Regions from separate parts of the Homo sapiens genome. Here all the other regions are linked to region 4. The links are chromatin contacts, found by Hi-C or POLR2A ChIA-PET in ENCODE. All regions are on one chromosome and are shown on one strand. Each heading gives the region's core, a stretch centred on a gene start or an enhancer-like site at or near the end of the contact. The rest is flanking DNA. Distances are from core to core; before and after follow the strand shown. Region 1 holds the start of MANCR (mitotically associated long non coding RNA). Region 2 overlaps PFKP (phosphofructokinase, platelet). Region 3 has its middle 55 kb from the start of AKR1E2. Region 4 has its middle 20 kb from the start of LINC02639.

The links. A loop is a pair of places that touch in the nucleus more often than their neighbours do. ChIA-PET counts read pairs that join two places held with the same protein, here RNA polymerase II (POLR2A). Pooled maps may share reads with other maps.
Region 1: a loop to region 4 is called in a map of endothelial cell of umbilical vein, with 11 times the contacts of the local background. The contact joins the promoter of MANCR here to the enhancer-like site in region 4. A Hi-C loop is called at or near these places in 2 of 168 maps with a recorded cell type or tissue (endothelial cell of umbilical vein and mammary epithelial cell) and 4 of 50 pooled maps. POLR2A ChIA-PET finds 5 or more read pairs at or near these places in 1 of 52 experiments (MCF 10A).
Region 2: a pooled map shows a loop between it and region 4 (10-fold over the local background). The contact joins two enhancer-like sites. A Hi-C loop is called at or near these places in 5 of 50 pooled maps. POLR2A ChIA-PET finds 5 or more read pairs at or near these places in 2 of 52 experiments (OCI-LY7 and activated T-cell).
Region 3: a loop to region 4 is called in a map of mammary epithelial cell, with 26 times the contacts of the local background. The contact joins two enhancer-like sites. A Hi-C loop is called at or near these places in 3 of 168 maps with a recorded cell type or tissue (MCF 10A, endothelial cell of umbilical vein and mammary epithelial cell) and 4 of 50 pooled maps. POLR2A ChIA-PET finds 5 or more read pairs at or near these places in 2 of 52 experiments (AG04450 and MCF 10A).

Annotation. Positions count from the first base shown.
Region 1 is chr10:4,673,671-4,680,169 of GRCh38, reverse strand. MANCR (mitotically associated long non coding RNA) reads left to right here and starts at 2,100. Exons shown (of 4, transcript NR_024475.1): 1 at 2,100-2,121. It overlaps LOC105376373 (a long non-coding RNA gene), which reads right to left. Exons shown (of 4, transcript XR_001747338.2): 2 at 3,351-3,505; 3 at 595-767.
Region 2 is chr10:3,086,735-3,092,758 of GRCh38, reverse strand. The region is part of intron 2 of PFKP (phosphofructokinase, platelet); the gene reads right to left. Among named protein-coding and RNA genes, the nearest start is that of PFKP, 22 kb to the right of the region's middle. RefSeq lists enhancers at 1-354, 1,209-1,408, 889-2,088. Within about 2 kb of position 1,643, at least 20 of the 41 ENCODE cell types and tissues checked have a DNase peak (open chromatin) inside an H3K27ac peak, as active enhancers do.
Region 3 is chr10:4,768,777-4,774,453 of GRCh38, reverse strand. No RefSeq gene overlaps it. Among named protein-coding and RNA genes, the nearest start is that of AKR1E2, 55 kb to the left of the region's middle. Within about 2 kb of position 2,558, at least 9 of the 41 ENCODE cell types and tissues checked have a DNase peak (open chromatin) inside an H3K27ac peak, as active enhancers do; they include endothelial cell of umbilical vein and mammary epithelial cell, where a contact is called at or near this core.
Region 4 is chr10:3,850,994-3,856,653 of GRCh38, reverse strand. No RefSeq gene overlaps it. Among named protein-coding and RNA genes, the nearest start is that of LINC02639, 20 kb to the right of the region's middle. RefSeq lists enhancers at 3,223-4,422, 5,131-5,487. Within about 2 kb of position 4,158, at least 37 of the 41 ENCODE cell types and tissues checked have a DNase peak (open chromatin) inside an H3K27ac peak, as active enhancers do; they include endothelial cell of umbilical vein and mammary epithelial cell, where a contact is called at or near this core.

The DNA of each region.
Region 1 (6,499 bases), core at 851-3,350, 830 kb before region 4:
ATCTGCTCAGAAGAACTTTCTAAGGATTTGTACCTTTGTATTCCAGAAGCAGCTGCCCAATTTTGTCTATTCGTTGGCTCTTAGAATATTTCGTCTATTCTTTGGCTATCAGAGAATACTAAGCAAGGAAACAAGCAAAAAATAAACCAACAGGAATTTTGCTGTCTTATTATGTCCTAGTTTCTTAACTGTTTCTGTCTACTTCCCTCCCCACCATATTTCTTTTCATATGTAAGTTTTTAAATATTTGATGATGGTGATGGCGCTACTGAAGTGAAAGATTTATGTATCACTTTTATAGTCCAAAGCAATGCAATTTTCTTGTGATAAGTTAAAATATTAAAGTTAACCATATTTAATTTTAGCCATCAATCTTTCCCTACTCCTGTTTTCAGGATTTTTTCTTTTTTGCAAGAAAAAATGAAATTTACTAGTAAACATTGTTAAAAAATTTTTAGGCAAATTAAATTAATAGAGTTTAATTGAGCAAAGAACAAATTGCTGATTGGGGCAGCCTCCCGAGGCAGGGTAGGTTCAAAGACTCCAGCACAGCCACGTGATGGAAGAAGATTTATGAACAGAAAAAGGACTTACAGAAAATGGACGAGAGGTGCAGAAACACCTAGATTGCTTACAGCTCTGCGTTTGCCTTATTTAAACATGGTTTGAACAGCCGGCCGCCTGTGATTGGCTGAAACTCCATGATTGGCACAAGAGTAGGTAGGTCACAGTCTGTTTACACGTCCAGTGAGGTTACAGTTCATTACCTACAGAGAAACGTTTAGACTGAACTTAAAATATGTAAGGAGGCAGCTCTAGGCTAAACTTGATTTAGCAATATAATCTACTAATTCTTTTTGTAATAAAATTATTTAATTTTCAGGTGATAAGATGAAGTATCAGTCATTGAGATGTTTCATACCCAGTAGAATCTGGGGTGGATATTTGCTTTTGTGAATGGCCTTCACATTAGGAAGTGCATTTAGGAAAATCGGGTATTGCATTTTCATGGTTATTTGAGCTCAAAGATTTTATTCCTTTATTGGCCAGATCATTTGGTACAAAGATCAACTAGAAAGAAAGTTTCATGTATTGAGTTTTTGGGAAGGGCTGTTTTAAATACTGTTAAGACGACTGATTTATCTTTCTTTACTTAGTAGGGGGAGGTAGGAGGGGCATACCAGAATTCAGAAGTGCGACCACCATAACCACTTCACTTTTCAATTTATTTTTCAGTTCTAGGATATATAAGCAGACAAGGAGGGTCTCTAGGAACCATAGGAGTTTAATCCACGTGAGCCATCAGCCTGATTTACAGCTTCCTGCCCTGCAGCCTGTTCTTCCCTAAACCCTGGGTGGACTATAGTAACCTAGTTGGTTGAAACCAGCTCCTGACAGACCCTGGCAACTTAGAGATGAACCCTGGTGAATCTTCCTCATGACTGTAACGTCTCCATCCTGGAGGAACTGTAGTTCCGTTATCATAACATGTAACCCATGTGTTGCCATGATGACACTGTGTCTGCACCGCTGGGACCCCTCATCTACATGCGATAATGCACCCTCTCCCCTCTCCATCACCCCATAAAACCCTCCTGCCACTTTCCCTCAGGGAGACACTGCTTTGGAGAATACACCCAGTGCTCCCCTTACTTGAGCCAAGTAATAAAACTCCTATTGATCAAAATCTGCATTCTCGTGGAGAGTCGTTTGTTGCTTGACAGGTGAATGAACGCTGTTTGTTTTTTTCGGATAACAAATATGAGGTATTAAACAAACAAACAAAAAACCCCAGACTTGAAGCTTTCCCATAATAACAACAAAGAGTTTGAGTAAGAATTCCACAGCTTGCCTTCATCTGTGGCAGACTTGCATGAATCATTTTCAAATAAAGATAATAACTCAGTTGGTCTTGTAGTCCAAACAAAATGTGCTACTTCAGGAACATTCACTTCCTATGTGGACTTTGCTGCTGAGTCAGTGTGAGACCTTGAACAAGTCTCTGTTTGTTTCGTACCATTCAGATTTCCTCGTCTGTAAACATTAAGTATCTACATTCACTAAAAGTAGTTCTGAATGAATGTTATTTAATGGTGCCAATGATGTTGGAGGATACCTGTGGTAAGTGGTTTAATTTATTTTTGCAAGTTGGTATAATATCCATACTATATTGACCTTAAAATAGATGGACAATGTGGATATGTGGATGTTTTTGTTATTGAGAAGGGGGTTGACTGAGAGTAAAGGACAGTTTGATTTGTTTTTCTACATTAGTCCTATTCATCTGGCAAATGTGAAATCTCCATTTCGTCATTCATGTTCCTAAGGTGGGTACTAGATATAGTTACATTTTCTTGCCAAAGTAAAACTTGCATCATATACTTAGGAACGTGTGGAGCACTTCTCAGAGCTGTGCTTAATCTCAGGTGCCCAGAAATGTTGAAACTTGTTTACAGAACTTTGGACTCATCTCTGATTTATTAACTCAAGTTATTCCCTGGACCTATAATTAACATCTCACCAGCCTGATATTTTCCTCAACCACTTAACACAAAAGAATGATTATGGAGCTTCACATGCAACATTATCCCTTAAAATTGACTCTAAACAAGGATTTAAAATAAGGTTGTTTCCATGTGCACAGGTGATCAAATCATTGTGTGATAAAACGATAGATTTTTTTATGATGTGTTTTCATATCTCTGTGACCTTTTTTGTTAGAGAGGTGATACCATTGAGTCCCGGGAGACTTAGGCTAACTCTTAATATACAAAAGGATAAATACTTTCTTCTTCAAATAATTCCAAGCTCGTTTTACTCCTTTAAAATAATTTTTAGATATACTTGTCAAATTCTGTGAAATATTCATGTATGAATTTTGATTGAAACTTCATTAATGATGTATTTATCCATTTCTTTTTCTTTTTAACTTAAAATTTATATTTGTTTATATAAAATTTCTGAACATATTATTTTTAAAAACTAGTTATAACTACTTTAGAATTTTTGGTAGCTATTATGGGAAGTTTCTTTGTATTATTACTTTATTATTGTTACATTATATAATTGTTTTTATTGGAAAATAATGATATTTATTTGTATATTGATCTGGCACCATAAAGCTTTCTGACTTTTTGTTTTAGTTGCTTATTTACATATTATCTTAAAAGTTCTATGAGTATGGTCATATGAGCCAACAATAATGATTTTACTAATACCAATTCCTGTATTAGTTTCCTAGGCTGTTGTAACAAAGTGCCTTGACTGAGTGGTTTTGAAACAAAGAGAGCTTATTCCTTCATGGTTCTGGAAGTCTGAAGTCTGAAATCCAGGTGAAAGTAGGGCCGCACCCTCTCCAAAGCTCCAGGGAAGAATCCTTCCTCTCCTTTAGTTTTCTCAGTGGCCCACAGTACTTGGCGCCCTGTGGTTTTGCGGCAGCAGGTCCACCTCTGCCTCTGTCTCCACATGGCTGTCTTCCCTATGTGTCCATGTCCAAATTTCCCTCCTATGAGGAAACCACAGATACCATGTATTAGATTATAGATCCCTCTAATCCATGATTACCTCATCATTAAATCTGCAAAAAATCCCATTTCCAAATAAGGTCACATTCACAGGTTCCAGTTGAACAGGCATTTTTAGGGGGCTGAAGGGTGGCACTAATTAACCCAGTAAACTCCACCAGCTGGCACCCCAAATTCATGTTCTCCCGTGTGCAAAATACATTTACCCATGTCCCCCAAATTCTTAACCCATTTAAGCGTTAACTCTAAAAAATGTCACATTAATATCAACTCAAAAAGTTACAAATCTCATCATTGAAATGATCTAAATTAGGTATGGGTGAGACTCTTAGTTTTCATCCATACTGGGGCAAAGTCCCTTCATCCACAGAACTGTAAAACTAGAAAACAAATTATCTGCTTCCAAAACACAATGGTGGAACGTATGAGGTTGTCTCTATTTTGCCTTCATATTCTGAAGAATACATTTGTTGGATGTAGAATTGTGGGTTGGCAGTTTCTTTCCTTGCATTACCTTATAATATTTTTCAACTGTCTTCTCACATCTAAAATTTCTGACAAGAAAAAGATATTTGAAACATTTTTTGCATGTATGTAATATGCCATTTTTGTCTGGCTTGTGAAAACATTCTTTCTTTGGCTTTAAATACTTTGACTATTACATACTTGCTCATTTTAATGATGTTTGCTCACACTTGGAATTTACTGAGCTTCTATAATCTGTAAATTTATCTTTTACCTAATTGAAAAAGTTCAGTTTTTTTTTTTCAATAATTGTGTGTCTGTATGTCCCATTTTCTTTCTCTTCTGCTGTGGAACTGCAGTTACATGGATATTGGAACTTCAGAGATTATTTCACAGGTCCATGAAGCTTTGTTCACTTTGCTTATCAATCTTGGTATTGTTCAGATTTTAAAAAGTTCTGTTGATCTCTCTGACCCCTTTCTTTGTCAATTCTATTATTCTGTGAAGCCCAATTAGTGTGTGCTTACTGCATACATTGTATTTTTCCCTTCTTGCATTTCTTGTTTGTTTTGTTTTGTTTGTTTGTTTTTGTTTGAGACAGCATCTCACTCTGTCACCCAGACTGGATTGCAGTGGTGCAATCTTGGCTCACTGCAGCCTCCACCTCCCAGGTTCAAGCGATTTACCTGCCTCAGCCTCCCAAGTAGCTGGGATTACAGGTGCATGCCATCACACCCAGCTATTTTTGTATTTTTTGTAGAGATGGGGTTTCACAATGTTGGCCAGGCTGGTCTCGAACTGTTGACCTCAGGTGATTAGCCCACCTCAGCCTCCCAAAGTGATGGGATTACAGGTGTGAGCCACTGCACCTGGCTGATTCTTGCATTTCTGTTTGAGACTTTTTCCTAGTTTCTATTTGCTGATGAAACTATTTGTATTTTGATTATTAAGAGCATATTTCTTTTTACACTACTGAGTGTAGTTAAAATAGTTAAAATAATATCCTATGTGCTTATTTCAACATATGTTCATTTGGGTATTGTTTTCCATAGGTTGTCTTTTCTCTTGAGAATGAATGAAATATCCATTCTTTCTTCACCTATTGACTGGATTTGTATTGTTTCTTGAATACTCTGAAGATGTAGAGACTGAATCCTGTTATAATCCTTAATAGAGTATTGATTTTCTAAATTTTAGCGGACAATTATTTTAGACTCATGAACATTGTGTTTTGAACACAGCTCAAAATTCATTCCAAAGTGCTTTGATCCTGCCTTGTGTATGCATGGTTTAAGGTTGGTTAGTTAATTGGCTGAAATTTGTGCATGGGATCTGGGCTCCCCGTCTCTGGCCATCTCCTTTCTGGAATATCTCCCTCACTTTCTGGTGGAAATGATTATTTCAAACTCTGTTCTCCAGTTCTTTAGAACAGAAAAAGTATGGGTTTTCTATCAAGGATTTACTTATTAATGCTGACTGCAATCTGCATTGAGGCTAAAATAATTGAGAACACAGGAAAATTACCCCATGCCATTCTTTCTTCCAAATTGATTCCCTCCTATAATCTTTCAGCCTCTGCTCAATCTGCACTGCCTCCAGGCTACTATTCAAAAAATTTATCCAGGTTTCGAGTGGTTATTTGTGGGGAAATTGGCCTGGCAGGAGCATCTTTGGCCATGCCTGAAGTGGAACACATACAAAATGCTTTTTTGCATTGTCTTTGGCTGAAGCCACTAATATTTCAACTTCCCAAAATATGTCTCTTCTTCATGTATTAACTTGGGATTTTCACAATTCTTTTATAATATTAATTTGGACTACAAATTTGTGCGAAGATCGAAGTAGAATTTAATTTGTTGTAAAAAGCATTTTCTCCCCCAACTGAGTCCCATTCAGATGGCTACTTCACTTGGAGTATTTTTGTCCCTATATGGGGGCATTTTCTCTTATTATTAATAGTAGCTTTTCAATAGTCCCCAGATTTTGCAAGTATCTACTTGAAATTCAAGTATAAGCTTAAGACAGTAACTAGTCTCTTATCTCCTCTTCTCTTATGGGTATTTAAACCTCAACCATTTCACATTCTTCTTTTCATGCTGAGAAAATTATCTTACACCCAGTAAATATGCAGAATCTTTAAAGGACTGAAAAAAATAGGGAAATGTTTAACGTAGTTATCAAGGTAGGTACCTCACACAAGAAACTGCTTGATGATGAACATTTAAGTTTCAAAGCAGGAAAGATAGCCCTTGTGATGAAGGCGATTAGAACGTGATACAAATGACTCTTAGTTTTTCAGTGGACCAGAGCAACAGTTACTGGTTAGTTCAACAGGTGAGACTCAGTCACAAAGAGTTTACGGATCTCGCTGAAAATAATGAAGACAGGTACCATGGCAGAATCACTACCCTATACACAACTGACTCTCTGAGATGAGTGCCTAAACCACATGGCAACCAAATAGGTATTATAATTAGTTTGTGAGAAAGTGGTAATAGTACTTGTTGCAA
Region 2 (6,024 bases), core at 394-2,893, 760 kb after region 4:
AAAAGAAATATTTCCTATGGCTAATGAAGAATGAAGGGTTTCTATCAGGAAGGGAAAGGTTTTTTTCCCCCATATTTTTTCAATTTTATTGACACATATAATTTTACATATTTGTGGGGTACATGTGAGTATCTGTTGCATGCACAGAACCTGTAATGACCAAATTAGGGTACTGGGGTGTCTGTCACCCTGGGTATTTTTAACTTCAACCCATTCAGAACATTTCCAGTCCTCTCCCCCAGCTGCTCTGAAATACATTAATATAATACGCTGTTGCTAACACAGCCAGCCTACTCCGCTATCAACACTGGAACCTACTCCTATCTAAGCATATGTTTGCACCCATCCACCTCTCTGCATCCCCTCCTGTCCACACCCCCTTCCCAGCCTCTGCTATCTACATCCTCCTCTCTACCTCCACGAGACCAACTAAAGAAGGGAAGCATGATGCCAATCAATTCATTGATAAGTTAATGGTTTGTTTATTGGTATAGTAAGTCAAGCTGTAATGCTCAGGGCTGAAACAAGGGAAGCTAAGATCACATGCTGATATTTCAAGCTCAGAAGGGTTGGCCAGTCTGGGTGCAGGGACAGGGCTGCTGACCGGGGGCCATGGGGAGATGGAGACCCTCGGGCACCTGAGCTAAGCTTGGGGGCCGGTGGCGGGGGTCAGGTGGCACAGGCTCCATGGCAGCACATCTGGGAAGACCAGAGGCTGGATGCTGATGCTGTACCAACACCCTTTATCCTTTCAACATAAAAAGGCATCACTTATCTGACACCTTTTGAATGTGTTATTTTTAATCATGGAAAAAACTAGCGATAAAATGATCAGAATTATTCCTAGCCTTTCTTTAGGGTGTGGACTATGACAAAGACAGCTCTGATATTGTTTACAAACAGCTGTCTAGAGCAGAACCAAACTTTAAAACAAACAAAAAATTAAGATAAAAGACTTTTTTCTTTTTCTTTTTTGACACAGTCTCGCTCTGTCACCCAGGCTGGAATGCAGTGGCGCAATCTAGGTTCACTGCAACCTCCACCTCCTGAGTTCAAGCCTCAGCCTTCCAAGGATTACACCACGCCCAGCTACCTGTTGTGTTCTTAGTAGAGACGGAGTTTCGTCATGTTGGCCGCGCTGGTCTTTAACTCCTGACCTCAAAGGATCCATCCGCCTCAGCCTCCCAAAGTACTGGGACTACAAGTATGAGCCACGGTGCTCGGCAAGAATCTTAAGTGAGTCATATTTGAAGAGCTATAATAATATGAACAATTTCTGAAATCTGCAGAAGAATATTCAACAACAGGATATGAAATTCATGAATGAAACCAAATGCAAGGAGCCGACTGTTTCCTGCAGACACAGTGGCAGCCCTGGATTAACCAACTGACTCGCCCCAGCTTGGTTTGGACCCACCAGAGCCAGGGTAGTTTACCCTGGGCATGGCCTTTGGGTCAAAGCATCTGATATACTTAGTATCATCATCTCCAAGAAGCTAAAGCCATTTGTAGGCTTCTAAGGAAAAACCTTAGCTTAAGAGAAAAAAGAAAGAAGCAACAATTGGTTCACCAGGTAGAAAGGAATGGGTTAACTGGCAAACCCTCCCCGAGTCTCCCTGGAATGCAGCCCAAGGCTTGGCATGCTTCACACGTAGGCTTGGCCCAGGTTTATAGGAGCTCAAGCAGCGGCCAGACAGCAGAGGTCCCTCGATGAAGGCCAGGCTTTCAGCAGAAACGCCACTGTTCCCAGGTTAATACTTTCTTCACACATGCACTACTGAAGGAAAAAACAAACCCCTTTAATTAATAGTAACCTGTTTAACTGTCCTGGTCTGTTGGTAACCCAGAGAGCTCTAGGTTAGAAACTAGAGTATAGGTGAAAAAAATCTGTTGGATAAATTACTGAGTCATCCTTAAAAAAATAAAACATAATATCCCCTCAATTTGAGCCCAAATAGGTCTAGAACAGCGGTCCCCCAAAAGAGTGATTTTCCCCCCATAGGACGTTCGCCGATGTTGGAGATACTGTAAGGACATCTTTGACTGTCATGACTATGGGGTAGGTGGACACAGGGGTGCTGCTCCGCATCCTGAGAGTCAAAGGACCGCCCACCAAGAATTGCCCACCCCAGATGCCATCGCCCTGACACTCAGAGAGAAGCCCAGCCTGTGGGTATGACGCAGAGACCAGGCCGGGGAGGGGGCTGAGCCTCTTCAGTGCAGAGCCATCTGTGAATAGATGTGTTCAGGTGCAGACCCCGTTTCCCTACCTGGCCACACACCCATGGAGTCAAAGGCATGCGCGTCTCATCCCTGAAAAGCAGTCAAACAGCTCCTCTGCCCCGTTAGTCTCAGACTTTTCCAAGTCCTTTCTACCAGGGAGACAGGAGGGCAAACACCATTTCTACTGCACAGATGAGCACACAGAAATGAAAGGTTGATTTATGCATCCACAGTCACTGCAGTACGTCCTGCAGGCCCACGATGGCTCACCCAAAACCCAGGTCTGAGAGGCAGGCCAGGACTCAGAAGACTTGGGATTTTAAAAAGCAGGTTTTCTAATGGCTTAAAAATATTCCATTGCGTATATACGCCACATTTTATCCACGCACCCACTGATGGCCACTTAGACTGATTCCACATCTTGATACACAATGGAATATTATTCAGCCAATAAAAAAGAATGAATCCTGTCATTCTGAGCAACATGGATGGAACAGGCAGAAATTAGGTGAAATAAGCCAGGCACAGAAAGACAAATACTGCAATCTCTTACTCATACATTTAAGCTTAAATAAAAAATTGATCTCATGAAGACAGAGTTAGGATTGATCTCGTGGAGACAGAGAACAGAATGATGGTTACCAGAGGCTGGGAAAAGTAGAAGGAAGCAGGGGTGTAAAGAAGGATGGTTAATGGGTAAAAAACAGTTTGAGATAGAAGGAATAAAATCCAGGGATGAGTGATACTATGGAGCGACTACAGTTAATAATGTATAATAATGTTTAATAATATATAATAATGTTATACATAATGTATAACATTGTATACGATATGTATAATACATATATAATTCATATTATACATAATGTATAATAATATATACATAATATATATTCAAAATAATATTTCAAAATAACTAAAAGAGTAAAATTGGAGTGTTCCTAACACAAAGAGATGATTGTTCTTGAGGTGATGGATATGCTACTTACCCTGATTTTATCATGATGCATTGCATGCTTGTATGAGACTATGACATGCATAGAACTCCCCCACAAGCCAGCAGCCCCACTGCTGGGCATATACCCCGAGAAAGGGAATCGGCAGAAAGAGACCTCCGCACTCCTACATTCACTCCCCATCACAACAGCCCAGTGTGGAATCAGCGCCCGTCAGCGGATAAATGGACAAAGAAAACGTGGTGCACGCCCACAACACAACACCGTTCACCCATAAAGGAGAAAACCCCATCATTTGTGGCAATGGGGATGAAAGTGCTTTACTGTTAAGTGAAATAAGCCAGGCATATGGGCGTGGTGGTTCATGCTTGTAATCCCGGCACTTTGGGAGGCCCAGGAGGGCAGGATCACCTGAGGTCAGGAGTTTGAGACCAGCCTGGCCAACATGGTGAAACCCCATCTCTACTAAAAATAAAAAAATTTAGCCAGGCGTGGTGGTGGGTGCCTGTAATCCCAGCTACTCAGGAGGCTGAGGCAGGAGAATCGCTTGAACCCGGGAGGCAGAGGTTGCAGTGAGCGAAGACTGGGCCATTGCACTCCAGCCTGGGCAACAGAGCAAAACTCTGTATGGAAAAAGAAATAAGAAATAAGCCAGGCATAAAAAGAGAAACATTGCCTGTTCTCACTCATACGTGGGAGCTAACAGAGTTGATCTCATAGAGACGAGAACTGCAATTATCAGAGGTATGGAAGGGGAGGGGTGGGGAAAAGCAAGGATAAAAGGGAAGAAGACTATATTTCTGAACTCTATGCCCACAAATAGTAAAGATGGTAAATGATATATGCATATTTTACTTCAATAAAATAAATTTTAAAAAAATCACATGTACCCCATAAATAGGTACAACTATTATGTATCCATAATAATTAAAAATAAAAAATGTTTTAAAAAGCAGTGAGTGTTACTGCACCCATACTCTGGGCCCTTGGGAGTGCACGGCATCAAACCCACCCCTGCAAAGAGAGGTGGGAGCCGTCACCTCGGCTGGGTGACGGGATCACCCCCAGGCAACGCGCTCCAGGTCAGCCGGGGCTTTGCTGCCCAGTTAGGAAAACACTCACAGATTTTAGTGTGTTTTCTATCTTAGAATTAAAGACTTGGAACCACCCCAAATGCCCATCAGTGATAGACTGGATTAAGAAAATGTGGCACATATACACCATGGAATACCATGCAGCCATTAAAAAAGGATGAGTTCATGTCCTTTGTAGGGACATGGATGAAGCTGGAAACCATTATTCTCAGCAAACTATCGCAAGGACAAAAAACCAAACACCACATGTTCTCACTCATAGGTGGGAATTGAACAATGAGAACACATGGACACAGGAAGGGGAACATCACACACCGGGGCCTGTTGTGGGGTGGGGGGAGGGGGGAGGGATAGCATTAGGAGATATACCTAATGTAAATGACGAGTTAATGGGTGCAGCAAACCAACATGGCACATGTATACATAGGTAACAAACCTGCACGTTGTGCACATGTACCCTAGAACTTAAAGTATAATGTAAAAAAAAAAAAAAAAAAAAAAGAATGAAAGATACAGGATTTTTATATCTGTAACAGCAAAATGATGATACCATAAATGGATTCAACATTTATTGCTACAGCTGGTTATAGAACCCACCACTCATACAAAGTCCTGGCGGTCTGAGGGTCCATGAGAATTTATGTTCCCAAGACGCCCAGAGGTAGGTGCCTGGGCTACACTGGAGGAAGGTGAAGAAATGGACCCGTTCACTAGGATTTCCCACCTTCTGGGGCAGGTGGGGAGGGTGCCAGAGAGGAAATTTGGGCTCAAATGAGCTGATCCCCAGGCTGCTCCTATCTTCCTCAGTAAGATAATTCCAAAAGCCTGATCATTCTTTGTGCCAAAATTCATAAACAGTCCATTCAGCTCTGCTCCTAGACAGCTTCGAAGGTGCCACTTACTATAAAAGTTATCATAAAAATTAGAATTCCCCCAAAACACCATTTGCACACAAGGATTTATTTTGGCCACATCTCAGCAGAAGAATTGCAGAAATTCCGTGAATTTCCCTAAAGGAAATGAGATCTCAGAGTCAGAACCCCTCCTTCCCCACCGAGGGCAGGGGCAGGAAGAGGCGCTGTCCCCGCCAGACAAGGTTGTCCAGACCTCGTCCAGACAGCACCTGCGGCCATGGAGTCACATGGATGGGCCTCAGAGCCCCAGCCCTCCCAGCTGAGACAGAGAGAACATATGGGTTTTACCTCCCAAGAAAGCCCAGGGCCTCTGAGCCAGGTGAGGTGCCTCACACCTGTAATCCCAGCACTTTGGGAGGCCAAGGCAGGTGAATCACTTGAGGTCAGCAGTTCAAGACCAGCCTGGCCAACATGTTGAAACCCCGTCTCTACCAAAAATACAAAAATTAGCCAGGCACGTAATCCCAGCTACTCAGGAGGCTGAGGCAGGAGAATCGCTTGAACCTGGGAGGTGGAGGTTGCAGTGAGCTGAGATCACACCACTGCACTCCAGCCTGGGCGACACAGGGCAAGACTCTGTCTCAAAAACAAACAAACATCAGAGAAAGCCCAGGGCCTCTGGGGTAGGCCTCCCAGTGTGTTCCATACCAACTCCTTAATTCTGGTACATACCACACAGACAGCAGGCACAGGTCTGAGGACATCTGAATCCCACCAGGAAACAGACGGGCGACTACAGCACACAGTGACCAATAAAAATCAGACACCCGACAATCGCCACAAAAACACAACCCTTACATCAAGAGAGATTAAAGTGGGCCAGGGACTGCATCCAAG
Region 3 (5,677 bases), core at 1,309-3,808, 920 kb before region 4:
TTGGATGATTTGAATCTTCTAACTTCATTCTTCTTCATTAGAGGACAATTCTAGATTTTTTGCATTTCTTCATACTTTTGAATCAGGCTGGTGATATCTAACAAATAACTTGCTGGGATTTTGAACATGAAATATTTCTTCATTTATTTAAATGTCATTTGATTTCTTTCATCAATTTTGTAGTTTTCCACATGTAGATACTTAAATATTTTGTTAGATTTGTTCTAACAAAAGAGTTCATTCTTTTGGTGCAATAGTAAATTGTATTCCTTTTTTACATTTTACATTCCAATTGTTTACTCCTAGTATACAAAATAATTATATATGTTAATATTGTTCCCTGTGACCGTGATATACTCATTTGTTACTTATATATATATATTTTTTAAATCTACAGAGTCATTCATGTGACAGTTTTATGTCTTCCTTTCCCATTTGTATATTTTCAATTACACTTTTTTGTCTTTTTGTGCTAGTTAGCATTTTGGGCATGATGTCAAGTGAAATCGTATGGGAGGACATCCTTGCCATTTCTAATCTTAAGGGAAAGTCATTAAGTTTCTCACCATTAGGTATGATATTAGCTGTAGGTTTTTGGTAGATATCTTCTTATCAAGTTGAAAAGGTTCCCCTCTATTCCTAGTTTGCTGAGAATTTTTATTTTGAATGGTTGTGAGGTTCGTCAAATGTTTTTTCTGCATCTATTGATATGAGCATATGATTTTTCTTCTTAGCTTGTTGTCATGATGGATGACATTGATTGATATTTGAATGTTGAATCATTCTTTTGTATACTTTACTTCAGGTATGAAATGATCCCACTTGGTTGTAGTGTATTTCAAAAAATACATTGTTGGCTTTGACTCACTAATATTCTGTTGAGCTATAATTATAAGACATGTTGGAGTCTAGTTTATTCTTCTGTAATGATTTTAATCTGGCTTTGGTGTTAAAGTAATTCTGGCCTCATAAAAGGTACTGGGAAGTATTCCTTCTGCTTCCATTTTCTGCAGTGAAGTTTATAAAGTTTAACCTAATTCTCCTGGTTTTAATGCCTAAGCATCACCCACCACTGTGCCTCACATGTCCCAGTGTATAATCTCTCTGAATCAATTTCTTTCTGTGTTGGGGAGGTATGGTTACTAGTCTCAGATTAATGGCTACAAATATACAGTTTGATAAAATAAATAAGACTGATAGATTAGTAGGCTGATTATAGTCTACAATAATTATTGTATATTTCAAAATATCTAGAAAAGAATAATTTAAATATTTCTAGCATAAAGAAAAGACAAATATTCAAGGTGATAGGCATCTTAATTGCGCTGCTTTTATCTTTATTGATTACGTGAATGCAATAAATTATCACATGTATCCTGAAAGTGTGTACATCTATTATACATCAATTAGAAAACATTTAAAAACTCAGAGAAGGAATCCTGGATGCCCGATCACTATTTATTCCACCTGTCAATTGGCCCTCCTGGTTTTGAACCCCATCTGATCACTGCATTTGCAAAACTCAGAACCTCTCGTTTTTTATCTTTCCCCATTCTTCAGTGAAAAATTCTCTTAGGATTCAGCTTCCTTTGTTCCGCTAAGTCGGTTTCCACCATCCCGCCCAAATATTTGTTAATGTATCTCATCCACTGCAGCCTCTCCTTTCAGTCACCTGTCTGTGAATTTATACTTCTTCTCTATAATTTCCTTAGGATTTGTGGAAGGAGCAGACATAGGCGAGCATGTGTCTAATCTACTACCTTTACCCAGAGTTTCTATAATTTATTTGCTTAGAAATGTTATGAAGCTTTTACAAAATCATATGACATCCATAATGCATTATTTAATAGAGCAGAACCTTACATTTTATGAGTTTATCGTTCACGCAAAAGTAATAGAAATCTGAAGGAGACTTGAAAGGCTTGAGGCTGAAAAACATCTAATTTATGGAATTTGAGAATTGTAGCATCTCTGGGGTAGAGTTGGGTGTTTCTCTTTGTGGCAGATCTTCTCCTTACTCTGGAATAAAATGATTTGATGAGTAAGTATAGTTTCATACACATGGTGAAGTTTCAGTATAAACTCATGCAGGATTGAGGTTGGAGCCTAGTCATTATTCTTGGTACAAAGGATTAACCCAAACGCAGTTTCTTCATTCAGAGCTACTGTACATTTATTTAGAAATGGAAATTGGGTATATAAACAAGGCAGCATCTTTGTACAATAGAGCATTTTACCCCTAATTTTAGATTTGAATTATTCAATGAAGAAACATGAGGCATATGCTTCCGGGAATGTGGAGGTACATGATCTCCACTCAATGCTCTGAAGAACATTCCATGGCAAGGACGTGGCTTGACTAACATGTCCAACTAACGATGCGCTCTTCTTTAGAAGGTTGTTTAAGAGTGGATAAATATGACTTTGGGGAAAATGGAATATTTCATTTGTGGTTTTTGGTGACCAAACCATTTCTGAGTTTCCGCTTTCCTCTTAAGTAAATAGCTATGTTTATTGTCAATTAATGTGGAGCAGGAAAGAAGACAGCACCCAGATTTCTGCCATTGTTTTGAGAAAGGATATTGGCAGGTTTTCCCAAGCCATCTCCTCCAACCCTCCTTGACACCCTTTGTCCTGGGATCTGGCTCAGTGGACACAGTTATGGGGGGTGGCACATATTCTCAGAGGATAGGAAGTTTATGGGGAAGAAGGGGAATGAAACCCACATCCAGAGACAGAATTATCTGAAACTTTAACATTCAGGGACTCTTGTTTGATAAATCCCTGCAAAATCCTGGGAGAGGCTTCCTCCTTGGCAATATGTTTCATAAGTCATGTTTTATAAATGGCTGCTTTTTATAGAAATTTATTTAATGAAGTAGAATCAGATTTTCTTCTGATTCAAAACCCCAGGAATGGATGAGTCATATGCCCATTTCCTACTCTAACTGCTCTCCTTTCTCCGCTGGAACTTTCTCAGCCAAAAGCATCATTTGGAAGAAGCAAAAACAATCTTATCTAAATGGATGTGTGCAGAGAGGACTTTGTATTTACAAATAATTTGTTTTATTTTCTGCTTCCTGTAGATGGAGCTAAATCCTTAAGCATATGTTTACATGTGATGGAATTCCCAGGAAGGAGATCTTTGAAAGACAATAATAATATCTGCTGCTGAAGGCTTTTAATTCTTTGGACAATAAGTGGTGCTACACTGGGCACAATTTGGTGCTAAAGAAAGAAAGTTATTTGTAGGCAGAATCCTGTACCTGCCTCCTAGTCTCTGCAGAGAACAGAGAGTTTGTTGTTGAATAGAAATGGCCAGCAGTGTTACTATTGCTGTATTTTGTATTTTATCTAAGGTCATATTCAACTTCTTTTTTTTCTCATAAAAAATTAAACTGTTAAACTGCCCATTATCCATTGTCCTTTTACACGGGTGTTTCCTGGTCTTGTCTGTTGCTCAATGTGATTGAATGACCATGTATGACAAATAGTAATGAGCTCATAGTATTTCCCTTAGTCAGTTAATAAACAGTGCATATCTTTGGAAGAAGAGACACACTTTATTACTTCCCCATATGGTTTCAAAGGGATGTGAGAGCACAATGAGTCAGGCCAACAGGAAAACTTAAAAAAAGAAACGGAAAAAAAAGTTTTTAAAGAATCTTATTGTGTTTCTCCCAAGTTGCTCATAGCAACTTGTTTATTAATTCTAGAAATAGGCAAAGAAATTTTATACCTTAATAAGAAAAGAAAAAGACAATATTTTAGGGAGTTTAAATAATATTTATATGGAAAACAATTTTATTAAGTGAATTCACATATGTCTTAAGTGCTTTTTAGTGTATCCAAGACAGCATTAGATACATGTTACTTCTTAAAAAAATAAATGACCCCTCAAAAAGTTTTTAAGACATTTTTCTATTTTTTTCCAATCAGCTTCCATTTTTGTAACTAGTATACTAATTCACGGCAAAGTAAAAACAAACCAATTATAACATAAAATATTACTTTGAGATATTTTGATTATTTTTAAACGTCATAATTATTTGAAATCAGAAAGCAAAAAATGCTGGAATCAAAGTTAATTTCAGCCTCCAAATGTTTAAACTGTGTATTAAAACCTCTCTCATCTTATGTAAATTTTAATTCTTTAAAGTTGTGACATTTTCAAAAATCAAATATATATTTTATTTGGATTAATACATAATCTTGCAGAATGAGTTTATTATAATTTTATTCATATATGAGCTTTAAATTTATATCCCAAATAATTCTCAGAAACATTGGAGTACTCAGTTTTGTAGGTTGGTTAGCATTTTGATGTATCATTTACTATTAGTTTTTAGAGGTTAGAGCATCAATGAAAAGAAATATTGGTAATATAGAGGCAAGTTCTGAAATCTGTGGTTTCCAAGTCAACATTCAGGATTATTCTTTTAAAAAAATATAATTAAATTTTCTCAAAGTTACATTTACTATATTACAAATAGTCTCTTGTTTTGATTTATTAGGAAGACGTTAACAGCATATTCTTTTTTATGCAGTTTTCTTAAGACTCCATTAAAACAAATGGCTTTCCGGTCCGTGCCCCCTTCCAGGTCAGCTAACAATTTTATATTGATTTGCAAAAGAGGCTCCATTATAAAAACCTTTTGTAATTATCTAAATTCCATGTGTTTAGGAAGCTTTTGAACCATCCAGGAATAAGCTAATTTCCGTAATGGTGAGAAAGAATTGTACAGTGGATACAATAAATGCTTGTCTACTTACTTAGGCTTGTGTTTGAGTCTGTAAGTGCATGATTTGCTAATTTTGTTAAAAAAATAGTAAAAATTCTAATCTTCATTTGTATTGTTTCCTATATAAAAAAGCAAACCATTAGCAATTATAGTCCTATTTCTTAGTCATATACTGTCAATCAGCTATCTTGAAGATGGAACTGGGAAACCAGAACTTATATTCAACATGATAAGGAAATTTGAATTCATTTTATATACTATAAAGTTTATAAAAGTTATTAATAAGTAACCATAAGAATGGATTAAAAAATATTTAAAGCATACCAATTGACAGATTTGTAAATATCATTGAAAAAGTCAGAGATAACTTGGCCGAGATATCTATAGCACCTTTACACTTTAAAATTTTAATATCAATATGCCTTCTTATGAGTTATGTGTTTGCATATTGACTGTGTTCAAATTTGTTATTTCAAATTCCCCTTTGTTTAGGACTCTTGAAAGCACACAGGACTAACTGAGTTAGGGCAATGGGCTTCCAGTGCCCTCTTGGCTGTCACCTTATTTAATAAGGCCTGGCTTGTGCAGTCACTAGTTGGATTGGATTATGTTCTTCCTGACATTTCCATTCACTCTGTTGCCCAGCCCTAAATATGTTAAGCAAGATGAGCTATCCTGGGGCCAGGATGATTTTCCTTCAAAAGCATCCTCATCAGATTTAAATATTTACTGCTTTCCCCCATATCAAAGTCAATTAAATAACTTCTCATACAATTTATGAAAGCCAAAAAGCAATCTAGAAAGGAACACATCCAAACCCATTGACTCCATTGTAGAAAGAGAAATGAAAACGTGGGTTTCACTGGAGTGTTCTGGCATGGAAGTAGTGTCTCTTGTTGACTTTAGGAATCCTGGAATGTGGCCCTAGGAAGGAA
Region 4 (5,660 bases), core at 2,909-5,408:
GACACACGCTCATGTTGCTTGGCAATGAAACACCGGCGCCTAAATGTGTTCTTAGACATTTGTTGAATAAAATGATAGGTGAAAGAGTCAATGAGATTGGAATAGACTAAGATGAGTGGGAAGACTTTCGCTAAGTGACATTTTTGAAGCAGCATTTTAAGACTGACCGGGTCATTGTGTGCAGAAGTCTTGAGCACCGGAGAAGGGAGAGCATGGCTGGAGGGAGGAAAGGTTGGAGGCAGAGCCCAGACCAGCCTGAGACAGGGAGGGCAGAAGCAGCGCAGCGCCTGGGAACACCCAACAGAAGGGACATATCGGGGCATCACTGAGAGGGCGAAGGGGAAAGTCTTCTTGGTTTTTGAAAAGAAGAAAGTATTTAGGTCGAGAGGAAGAGAACAAACTTTTTTTATTTTTTAGATGCAGTCTCACTCTGTCACCCAGGCTGGAGTACAGTGGTGCCATCATAGCTCACTGCAGCCTTGACCTCCTGGGGGCAAGAGATCCTCCCACCTCAACCTCCCCAGCAGCAGGGGTCACAGGTGAGCACCACTGTACCTAGCTAACTTTTTAAAATTTTTAATTTTGTGGAGACGGGGTCTTGCTATGTGGCCCATAGGCAGGTTGCAAACTCCTGACCTCAAGTGATCCTCCCACCTTGACCTCCCCAAGTGCTAGGATTACAGGCATGAGCTACCTCACCAGGCTGAGAACAAGCTCTTGAACCTCAAGTGTGAGGCTCGAGGGAAAGTGAATACCATCAACACGTTAACCAAAAGGTGAGGCCTTGTTTGGGCAGTTACAGCTCACCTGCCTACCTCCGTCCTCTCGCATGGGGAAGCTATGCTGGCCTCATGATGGTGTTTGTCAGATCATATTGAGATTTTCTATGCCGAGAAAGCTGTGAATGTCTACGGTTAAGGCATGGATTGCAAATCCAAGTGCTATGGACTAAATGTTTGTCCCCAACCCCCGTGGGCCAAAGGCATATGCCGAAGCCCTAACTCCTGAGGTGATGTATTAGGAGGTTCAGGCTTTGGTAGGGGGAAGGTTTAGATGAGGTCAGGAGAATGGCAGCCTTGAGATGGGATTCTAGAGGAACCGCAGGAGGCTTTGCTTCCTCTCTCTGCGCCCCGTGAGAACACAGTGGGAAAGCAGCCATCCCCAAGCCAGGAGCAGAGTCCTCACCCAAAACCCACCACACTGGTACCCTGTTCTCAGATTTCCAGTTTCAGAAGTGGGAGAAACAACTGTCTGTTGTTTAAGCCACCTGTCTCAGGTATTTTGTTATAACAGCCCAAACCGATTAAGACACTAAGACCCAGGAGACTGGGTTCTGACTTGCTAGTCTCTGGCTGTGTGAATCTGGTCAAATCACCCTAGTTCACCAGCTCATATAGCTTTTCTCATCTGTTAAAGAATAGACTCTCTTTATCAGAAGGTTGCTACGAGAACTCAAGGCAATGATGCTAGAAGTTGTGTAGCACACTGCTCAGCAGGTCATAAATGGCAGTTGTAGTTATCAGCCTCTCCGACTTTAAATGTAGGTGGCTCTGGAGAAAAAGAAGCCTCAGCATCAGCACCACACAGATCATCTGAGTCCTAGAGCCCAACCAGCCTTGGAGGCCACATGGTACGAAACAGCAGCCAGACACCAAGGTACTTGGTACCAAGACAATACTCCTGATCTCCATCATGAACCAATCTATGCCTTATGGGTGAGCTCCCATGAACCCGAGGAGGAACCACGGATGTGAGCTGGCTCGTGCACCTTGTCCATTCCCTGCCTGAGAGGCCTCTTCTGAGTGCCCAGGTGAGGCTGCACAAGCCTCTGGGGTACTTCCTTCACATTCCTTTCCCTTTTCAATATCTACAGGCATTTATGCTCCAGGCATCTGTAATCCCAATGCTTTGGGTGGCTGAGGCAGGAGGATCACTTGAGGCTAGGAGTTTGAGACCACCCTGGGCAACATAGTGAGAACTTGTCTCTACTAAAAAAAAAAAAAAAAAATGTAGCTGGGAGTGGTGGTGTGCACCTTTAGTCCCAGCTATCTGGGAGGCTGAGACAAGAGAATCGCTTGAGCCTGGGAGGTCAATGCTGCAGTAAGCCGTGATTCCACCACTGCACTCCAACCTAGGTGACAGAGTGAGATCCTATCTATGTCAAAACAAAGCCAAAAAGCCTTTATACATCTCTTGGTTTTCAAATGAACGCTTATATAAAAGCCTGCTGTATAAAGCAGATCTAAGTAGACCTGCCCAGTTTATGCACAGATCAGTGAGGGACAGAGCGGGGAACCGGGTGGCTGGGAGGAAAACATGGGCACGTGCACCTTCAGTCCTAGCTGCTGTCCGGGCTGGTGAAGGATAAGGCGAGGCTGAGACTCTCAGACTCCGAATACAAACAGTATCATCCGGTTTCTGATTTGTTAGGGTGAAAAGGGAGAAATACAATGTGACCAGTCTATTCTGGGCCCACAATGTATTAGCAATTACCTCCCAACCACCACCCTGCAACATAGTATTCAGATTAAATTTCCCTGGGAGAACAGACTGCAAGGCATGGAAAGCACCTTTTACAAAATTAGGGACCTGTGGATTTCCAGAAGCTAAAAATGATAACGGGCTTTTATTAGGAACCCAACAGGGGGCCATAACCACTCCTAAAAAACCTTATTAGATGCAGCCCACACAGGCATTCTGCAAGGAGATCTCCGTCCCCAGGGCATATTCCTTTCCCAGGAGTGGAGTGGACGGTGCTAGGACCCAACAGCACACATGTGCAAAGTGTTTGGCCAGTGTTCTGGAACGCAGCCTGTGGCTCTTCAATAAAACTTTCCTCAGAGCAAACAAGCAGGCTCTAGAGGTAATCACACATAGTCTCTTATTCCCATTAGCAACCCCAAACAAGCAAGTGGCCTTACCCAAATAGTAGAGAAGCCTAGGTTATTTTTAAATCTGCTCAGTTGAGTGTGTTTCAGAATTTGTGATTTCCTAACAACAAAAAGCTTGGTACCACTGTTGAAATGACAGGAGAATTCCGAAGCAGGCGGAGCAAGGAGAGAGAGAGGCAACCTAGGGCAAGGCTCGCATTACAGATGAAGGCAAAGAAGGAAGCCCTATGTAGAGGAGACTCTTTCTGTCTTTGGAAAGTCTGATGAAAATCGGGTCTAGAAAACCAGCTATGACTTTGGAGATGAACAGAGGAATGCATTAGGCGGCTTTTCTCTCAACGTATTTGGCTTCCTGTATATTTAAAAATAAATGTCTTCCAAACTAGCTTCGAGGACTGCATCCACGAAAGCAGCCTGGCTGCAAAGCCCAGGAGGTCGCAGCAAGTCAGGGAGGTGGAGGCCTCTTGGTTTTCCATCATATTTCTCTGGAGGCTTCAGGTGCTCCAGGAGGGCACCGCCTGCTGAGTCGGTTCAAGTCAACACGACACAGCTGGAAACCCCACAGCCTGGGCAGTTGAGCCGCCGCTGTGTGGTGGGAACACTGCACCCCCTCTGAGCTCCCGCCACCCAGCCTTCCCAAGCCACGCTGCCACCCTCCTGCAGACCTGGGTGAAGAGGGGCAAGAGGCTGTCCTACAGAGATGCTGAGGGTGACAGCTGCAGAATCACCAAACCTTGCTTGGCTGAAAACAAACGTGAATTCCACATTTTAATAAAACAGAAATTTTAATCTTCTGGACACCTGATGATACAAGTCAACCTATTTCTTCTGAATCGCATCTGAAACCAGGAGTTATCACATATTTCAAGATAAAACCGGACCGGGCTTTAAATGTATGATATTATTTCATAATAAAATTTACTTTTTAATATACCTAATAACTGAAAACCTAATGCTACAGTCCGCCATGCTTTAAAGAGACTCACGTAATGACCTGAAGGAAAATTTCCCTCTGAGATAGTCATTTCTTGGACAACTCCTTTCATCTGTAAAGGAGGAAATGAGTCAGCTTTACTAAGCGTTATCTCATGATTGGTGTTTTGTTATTCAGTAGGCAGAGAACACATTTTGTTACCTATAAAGCCTGTTATTACCAAGGGTACAGGTCACTACTGAAACCTCCTCTTCAAACAACTACAGGTACTGTTGTCAAAGATCTTAACAGACTCTGATTGGAAAAGCGCCTGGCTGGTCACAGGACTGCATGACTCACCGCTCTGTTCAGCATTAGCTAAACACAAAGCTGAAAGAACAGAATCAGCTTCATGATGTCATTTCTTCTCTATGTGTCTTTAACATCGCTGAGATATGTTAGAGGTTGTTGAGTAATACACGAAGCTTTCAAATAAGAAGAATGTGTCTGAGATACTTAGAGTAAGAACACATTTCAGGGTTATGTTTGAATATAAACATAATACATGCTCCAGGAATTCAGGGTTTGTGTTATTTGTTGATACAAAGTGTTCCGCAAGGTTTTAGAGCATATACACTAATCACCTAGGTTGGTTAAAGTTTAACTCAACTGAAATATTTTGGACTTAAAGAACCACTTAAGATATCAAGTTCTCAGAACTGATTGAAAAGAAAGAGCTCTCATCTACAGTTACCTGAAACATACCAAAAATTTCCCTGCAAAGATCATAAATGTTTCAGAATCAAGGAGAAATATGAATACTGTTTCCATATAGGTGGTGGGATACATTAGTACCTTTCTCTCTTCTTTCTATTCTTTACATATATTTAAGGAGCAGCCATTGCTTTTCTAGTTTAAAAAAAAAGTAGAAAAAAAAGTTTTTCGTTTTTCTCAGTTAGCTCTCTATGGTGAAAAACTCAAAAGCCAAAATGATGGACTCAGTAAGTTGACAGCCACCTTAAATCTGTGTTGACACCTTTCTTTGTAATGTCAGCAAAACTGTGTGACTGAAGATGAGATCACTGTTTACCTAGCTCTGCTATTGGTCTGAAACGAGCAAGTGTGAAAGAAATTCCCATATTTATCTGTTGGTGTAACCCTTGCAGCAATCTCTCCTAAGAAGTTGAATCACTCATTTTGGTAAGACCCAGCCAAAGATGAAGAAAGTATATTTAATCCAGCTGATGAGACGACTTACTTGGGCCAGATTTAGTTGGAAAGTTGCATGCTGGGGCAGGGTAGGGAGTGTTTCATTTGGGAAACGTTTGGTATCATGTGAAAAAGTTATGTTTCTTTCAAATTGAGCAAATCACTATTTAACTTCCTTTTTCCAGCCTTGCCTGTTTGCTTCTGGGAGGCCTTAAGAAAATATAGAAGATGTGTCAGACTCAAAAGAGGAAGTTAAGAGTCTGAAATGAGATGCCACATTCCCCTTCCTTACTCCTAAGTAATATAGCTTGTTTGTTAAGAAACTTGCTTCTATACACATTGTCCAACTTGTTCTGTGAAAGTTGTAGCGTTCAAATAATGGGTAATTTGTCACTAAGTTGTACTTTCATGGAAATATCACTTGAGCAATAACTTTCTAATCTTTTTTTTTTGGAGACAGGATCTCACTCTGTCACCCGGACTGGAGTACAGCGGCACCATCTTGGCTTACTGCAGCCGTGACCTTCTGGGCTCTGGCAATACTCCCACCTCAGCCTCCCTAGGAGCTGGGGCTACAGGCACATGCCACCACGCCCAGCTAATTTTTGTAGAGATGGGGTCTCACCAACTTTCCAGGGCTGATCTGG